Linked DNA regions of Homo sapiens: region 1 is linked to region 2. Evidence: chromatin contacts called from ENCODE Hi-C or POLR2A ChIA-PET data. All regions are on one chromosome and are shown on one strand. The core of a region is the stretch at or near the end of the contact, and the rest is flanking DNA. Distances in the headings are between cores, read along the strand shown. Region 1 holds the start of KAT6B (lysine acetyltransferase 6B). Region 2 holds the start of DNAJB12 (DnaJ heat shock protein family (Hsp40) member B12).

Region 1 (3,203 bases), core at 392-2,891, 2.5 Mb before region 2:
GTCTAACACTCTCTTTAACACGTCCCAACACCTTCTACCAATTACAGGGCTTAAACTCCTTCATGGGGCATAGGACACCATTTGTAATCTAACCCCTCCTCTGCCTTTGCCTGGTCATCTCCTACCACTCCCTGCACTCTGCCCACAGCAAAGTACTAGCAAATTCAAAGCTATGCAAAATGTCCTATCCCAAGGTATGGTGCATGTCTCTTCCTGGGATACCCTGCTGCCGGACACTCCCTTGAAGACTCCAGATCAAGTTTAACATAATGAATCCAGCGTATCACGGGTCGCCATAGCTCACGTCTGTAATCCCATCAGTCAGGCAGAGGTGGGCAGATCACTTGAGGCCAGGAGTTCGAGACCAGCCTGGGCAACATAGTGAGACCCTTTTCTCATTTTTATAAAAAATAATAAATACAGCCTATCAAACAACTTGTCTCCCAAACTAACACCTTTCTCTGCCCCATCCTCACCCCTGGCACAGTCCACCAAATCACATTCACCGAAAATTACTGTACAGCTCCACCCACTTTCTTCACACCTGCCGCCTTGTCCCACCCCTACCAATCCCTTGTCCCCAGGAGATTTTCTGCCACAGATTTTGCAAGTTCTAAGCAGCCTCTCTCCCCTTCCTTCATATTTAAGTTTGCTCTGCTGTCTTAGCATCATCTTTCAGAAACTCTCCCAAGCACAACCATCCCATCCTTCCACGTTTTTAAAAAATACTTCATACCCCAAAGCTAGCAAACCTCCTTCTTATTCCAACATGCGATCCACCCAGATACCTCTTTCCCATCACTGCAATCGTACCTGCTCCTCACATGCGCCTCAATGCCTCCCCAAACCCCTCAACGCCTCCCCAAACCCAACACTCTGCACCGCTTCAACTCTACTCCACATCCACCACACCCAAACCCACCTACTCTGCGCCCAGACAACTGCAATCTCGCCTTCGGTATCATCTCACCTGCCCTCACACACCCCTCGGTCCGCCTTCCACTTCTCTCAAATTGCATCCCTCCCTAACTCTCCCTCTGCACCTGCTTCTACACCTTCAGCTTCTCCTCCCACCCAACCCTCACTAGTCTTCCTCACACCCTCGCCGGCCCCCCACCGCTCCTACCAGTTCACTCCCACTCAGAAATTCCCTCTCAGCCCCCGCCTTCCGACTCCCCGAACCCCGCCCCCACCCGATCCCGCCCCGCCCCCCTCCGCCCTCGAGCCCCGCCCCCTTGCCCTAGAGCCCTGCCGAGGGGCGGGGCCTGTCCCTCCTCCCCTTTCCCCCGCCCCCTACCGTCACGCTCAGGGGCAGCCTGACCCCGAGCGGCCCCGCGGTGACCCTCGCGCAGAGGCCTGTGGGAGGGGCGTCGCAAGCCCCTGAATCCCCCCCCGTCTGTTCCCCCCTCCCGCCCAGTCTCCTCCCCCTGGGAACGCGCGGGGTGGGTGACAGACCTGGCTGCGCGCCACCGCCACCGCGCCTGCCGGGGGCGCTGCCGCTGCCTGAGAAACTGCGGCTGCCGCCTGGAGGAGGTGCCGTCGCCTCCGCCACCGCTGCCGCCGCCGCCAGGGGTAGGAGCTAAGCCGCCGCCATTTTGTGTCCCCCTGTTGTTGTCGTTGACATGAATCCGACATGACACTGATTACAGCCCAATGGAGTCTCATTAAACCCGAGTCGCGGTCCCGCCCCGCCGCTGCTCCATTGGAGGAGACCAAAGACACTTAAGGCCACCCGTTGGCCTACGGGTCTGTCTGTCACCCACTCACTAACCACTCTGCAGCCCATTGGGGCAGGTTCCTGCCGGTCATCTCGCTTCCACATAAACACACCCCTCGACCCATCATCCCCCCCTCCGGCACCACCCCGGGGGAGGGTCCACTGCCAATACCAATCAACAGACCGCTGGGTCCGCCTCTTCCGGGCACCTATTGGTCCAGCCCTTTTTCTCTCTCCTAGATACCGCGCCACCTCTACTTCCACCTACCCGCCCCCTCCACCTCTAGGAAAGGATTGGGTCTACTCGCAGCAGAGGAGCGTAGCCTTATTGGCTGCAGACGACGCCAATCAGGAGGCCTTTTCCCTCTCCCCTCCCCCACTCAACCCCAAACCCCCTAGCCCGCAGCTAAAGTTTGTGTGAGAGCTGATCGCTGGCGGCGGCCGCAGGATTTAGGGGTGGGCGCGGGCGGGCGCGCGCGGGCGGGCACGCGAAGTTAAAATTCGAGGTTCTCAGTCGCCAGCTCCTTCGGTGGAGTGTGCGGACGGGCGCGCCGCCCGGAGCGTTCCATCCCGCCCCCTCCTCCACCCTCTCTCCCGTCCCGTCCCGTCCCGGGCGACTACTCGCCCGCCCCCTGGCTCGCATCCTTCCCCCCCCAACACACCCCTACCCTGCCAGCCCCAGGCCGGGTGCAGGCAGAACGATGTCGCTGCAGCCTCCTCGCCATCCCATGCCTCGGGGGAGCAAGCCCCTACCCACCGGGCGTGCACCCCCCGGCTCCACACTCGCCCGTGTCTGCAAGCACGTGCACCGCTCGCCGCTGCCTCCGGCCACCCGGGTCCCCGGCTAACCTCGCCTGCAGCCCGGCCAATCGCTCGCTGCCCTTTGTTGCTGCAGCCTGGGTCTCCCCGCTGCCTTCCTCAGCCTCCGCCTCGTCCTTTGCCAGCCGCCCGGGTCCGCAGCGCCGCGCTCCCCCCGCCCGGGACCCACCGCCGCCGCCTCCTTCTCCTCCTCCGCCTCCTCCTCCTCGGCTCCGGGCTGCAGCGCACAGAGCCCGAGGCAGCGCCGCCCAGCCCCGCTCCCCCCGCGCCGCCCGCCAGCCCGCCCGGCCTGGCCGGGGGCGCAGCCCGGACCCCGCCCGCCCCAGTCTCCGCCCCGGGGGTACCTGCCTCCGCCCCGGGGGGCTCCTCTCGCCGCCCTCGGGGGAGGGCGGAGACGCTGGTGTCCGCGGGAGGATGGGGACGCCTGGGCCGTTTGGGGCGGGGAGTGTGCCCGCCAGGGCTGGGACTGAGGTGCGGTCCTCGCCAACGCGTCCCCACTCCCGTCGCTGTGGGCCCCAAACTTCGTCCTTCGCCCAGGCTTTGCGCCTTCGGGCGATCGCGGCAGTTTTGGGGTGGGGGACGCCTCGGGAGCTGTGTCTACCCTGATCGGGAGGAAGAGGGAGCAGTGACATTCAGCGACTGCGGACAGGGCACGGCGGCGGCATCC
Region 2 (3,086 bases), core at 286-2,785:
TTTCCATTTCCTTGTTTTAGTAAATAGAAATTCTCTTCTTCCAGTTATCAAGCCAAAAACATTGGAATCATCCTTGAATCTTCTTTCTCTCACAGCCCACATCCATTGCGTCATTCTGTCTTCAAAATATATCCAGAATTTTACTACTACTCACCACCTCCGCCATCACCCTTATCCAAGTTACCATTAATTTTCACCTGTATTATAATAGTAGCTTCCTGACTCTCATCCGGATTACTGTAGTAGCATCTTACCAAATCCTGCCTGAAAGGCCAAGCAATGTAAGGGCTGACAGATGACTCGGGGATTCGGCAACGTGGAGGTCACTGGCAACCTTCACAAGATTGCTTTCACTGGAGTGATAGCCCTCGAAGAACGGGATAATGATAGAACTGGATTACACTCTGTAGTAGAATCTTTTTTTTTTCTTCTTTTTTTTTAGATGGCGTTTCACTCTTGTTGCCCAGGCTGGAGTGCAATGGTGTGATCTTGGCTCACCGCAACCTCCACCTCCCAGGTTCAAGCGATTCTCCCGCCTCAGCCTCCCGAGTAGGTGGGATTACAGGCCATGTGCCACCATGCCCGGCTAATTTTGTATTTTTAGTAGAGACGGGGTTTCTCCATGTTGGTCAGGCTGGTCTCGAACTCCTGACCTCAAGTGATCCGCCCGCCTCGGCCTCTCAAAGTGCTGGGATTACAGGCGTGAGCCACCGCGCCCAGCCTGTAGTAGAATCTTTACGCTCCCTAGAATGTATTCGCCTTCCTGATCTGTTATAACTCACCAAGAGAATTCCCTTTTCAGAGCCTTTGCACTTGCTGTTCCTTCGGCCTGACCACCCTTCCTCCAGACAGTCACATCTACCTGTTATCGTTCCTGAATTCTGGTACCTGTTAATGACAGCTTCTGAGAGGTTTCTTTTATCGCGCTATTTAAAATAGCGCCTCCCACTCTCTATCCCTGTGTTTTCCATAATTTTTCTTCAGAGCTTTTATCACTATCTGAATCTATCTGGAGCTCCCCCAGCCTACACACACTGGAATGTAAGCTCCATGAGAGCAGGAGCTTTGTTTTGCTCACCCCTGTATCCCCATCATAAAACCATGCCTCACAAACAGTGGGCACTCAATATCTGTTCAGTGAATAAATAACCTTTGTCTGAAACGTATGTAGTTACATTACGTATATAGATCACCACTTAGTAAACCGTCTGGGAATAACAGGCACTCCGAAGGCCCCAGTCTCATCCCGACGGCTACCACGTGACCTTCCTGAGCTTGGGTTTCCTCCTCCGGAAGATTAGAGGGTTGGCGCATACTCAACTCTAAGACCTCCGGAACATGGAATCTGGGCGTGCACCATTATTGACACCTACACCAGCCGTCCCTTTCTTAGAAGACATACGGTAGCACTTCCACCCTCGCTCAAAACTCGGGAAAGGAGGGGCGGAGGGTGGATGTCATCACTCCGCGCCCGGCTGCCCGCGACGCGCCGGCGGGTGGCGCAGCCCTTCGCTCGCCCGGCCTCCCCCTCCCTGGTTCCGCGTTCTGGTTCCGCCATGGAATCCAACAAGGATGAAGCTGAGCGCTGTATCAGCATCGCCCTCAAGGCCATCCAGAGCAACCAGCCCGACCGGGCGCTCCGCTTCCTGGAGAAGGCACAGCGGCTGTATCCGACGCCGCGAGTTCGCGGTGAGTGTGAGGTGCCGGAGAGACTGGGGACATTAGAACTGATGGGGGGAACACGGGAACGGACCGACGGGAGCAGTTGGGGGAGGGGGAGGGGTGGCGAGGCGCGGCTACGCCTGCGCACTGAGGCGCGCGGTGGCTGCTGGGAGGCGTAGTTTTTCCCTCTTGTTCCTCTGCGGGATGCGAGCCGTCTGGAGACTCGGGCGGCCGGGACTTCAGCTTTCGGGGTGCTGGCGGAGCCCGCTGGGGTTTGAGGTCTCCGAGAATGAAACGCGCTGGCAGCCGGGACGAAGGGAACTTACCTGGAAGTGAACTCGAACTACTTTTCCCAAGGGGCCGTTCGGTAGCCCAGGCCAGTCGCCGGCCTGGGAAATATTACAGTTCAGGAAAATAAACATAACTCCTTTAAGGGAGAGAATGGGCGCTAGACAGGGAGACATTTCTGTTCTTCGGGCGCCAGGGAAAGGCGCTTCCGTATCTTCACTCCCTCTCACCTCTCGGGCTGAGGGTCAGGGACCACTCTCCCAAAATGCAAGCCGGCCTTTGCACCCACCCCAGTCCGCCGCCTCGGACTGTCCTGAAGCCGGGCCCCTCACTCCTCCCGATGATGAGATTCGGAGCGGGTGGCCTGGTGGGAGGTGCTGACCTCAGCCACCGCCAGTCCTCCATCGCCCGCAAGAGTCCAGCGGCGGTCAGCCATGTGGACGCCGAGGCTGCTGAGTTGCCCTGGACAGGAGCCTCCTGAGCCAGGGAGGGAAGAGTGAAGCTGGCTTTACAACTCATCACCTCGCTTCACCCGGGAACCCTTTCTTTTTTCTTTAACCTAAGTTTTCCAAGGAGTTTTTCTTAATCCACGCTAGAGGGGAGAGAGACACCGGGTGGTGCTTGTGATCACCACTCAGTAAACCGTCTGGGAATAACAGGCACTCCGAAGGGCCCAGTCTCATCCTGACGGCTACCACGTGACCTTCCTGAGCTTGGGTTTCCTCCTCGGGAAGATTAGAGGGTTGGCGCAGATAATGTGATTGGCAATAATACCCATAGGGCTTTGCAGTTTAGGAAGCTCCTTCACCTGTGCCTTCTCACTTGAGCCTGCCAGTCAGGGATGCAGAGCAAAGATCATTATCTTTATTCTATGGGTGAGGAAAATCTCTGAGGTAAGGGATGCCCAGGATGACACAGCTAGAAAGTAAAATGTTCTGTGACTCTGTAAATGTTTATGAAGGAAAAGAAATGAAATTGAGGAACAGCAGTCAGCCTCCTAACCGGCCCTGCCCGCCTGATGAGATTGAGAAAGCGGAACGCTGGTGGAAGAGGTAGCCTGGACTGCTGAACTTTCCTCCCTCCGGACTCTTGCAGGTTGATCTTTGGCCTGTTTGCCTCCCCTTGGAGAGGGTTTC

What was found. Hi-C counts contacts between places; a loop is a spot of excess contacts on that map. ChIA-PET counts read pairs that join two places held with the same protein, here RNA polymerase II (POLR2A). Pooled maps may share reads with other maps.
Region 1: a map of CD4-positive, alpha-beta memory T cell shows a loop between it and region 2 (11-fold over the local background). The contact joins the promoter of KAT6B here to the promoter of DNAJB12 in region 2. A Hi-C loop is called at or near these places in 1 of 168 maps with a recorded cell type or tissue (CD4-positive, alpha-beta memory T cell) and 8 of 50 pooled maps. POLR2A ChIA-PET finds 5 or more read pairs at or near these places in 1 of 52 experiments (activated B cell).

The regions. Positions count from the first base shown.
Region 1 is chr10:74,825,038-74,828,240 of GRCh38, reverse strand. It overlaps KAT6B (lysine acetyltransferase 6B), which reads right to left and starts at 1,641. Exons shown (of 18, transcript NM_012330.4): 1 at 1,456-1,641. RefSeq lists silencers at 1,176-1,575, 2,266-2,465, 2,576-2,675, 2,786-2,955 and enhancers at 1,791-2,562, 2,563-3,203.
Region 2 is chr10:72,353,368-72,356,453 of GRCh38, reverse strand. It overlaps DNAJB12 (DnaJ heat shock protein family (Hsp40) member B12), which reads left to right and starts at 1,535. Exons shown (of 9, transcript NM_017626.7): 1 at 1,535-1,689. The coding sequence starts at 1,557. RefSeq lists enhancers at 1,309-1,558, 1,949-2,078.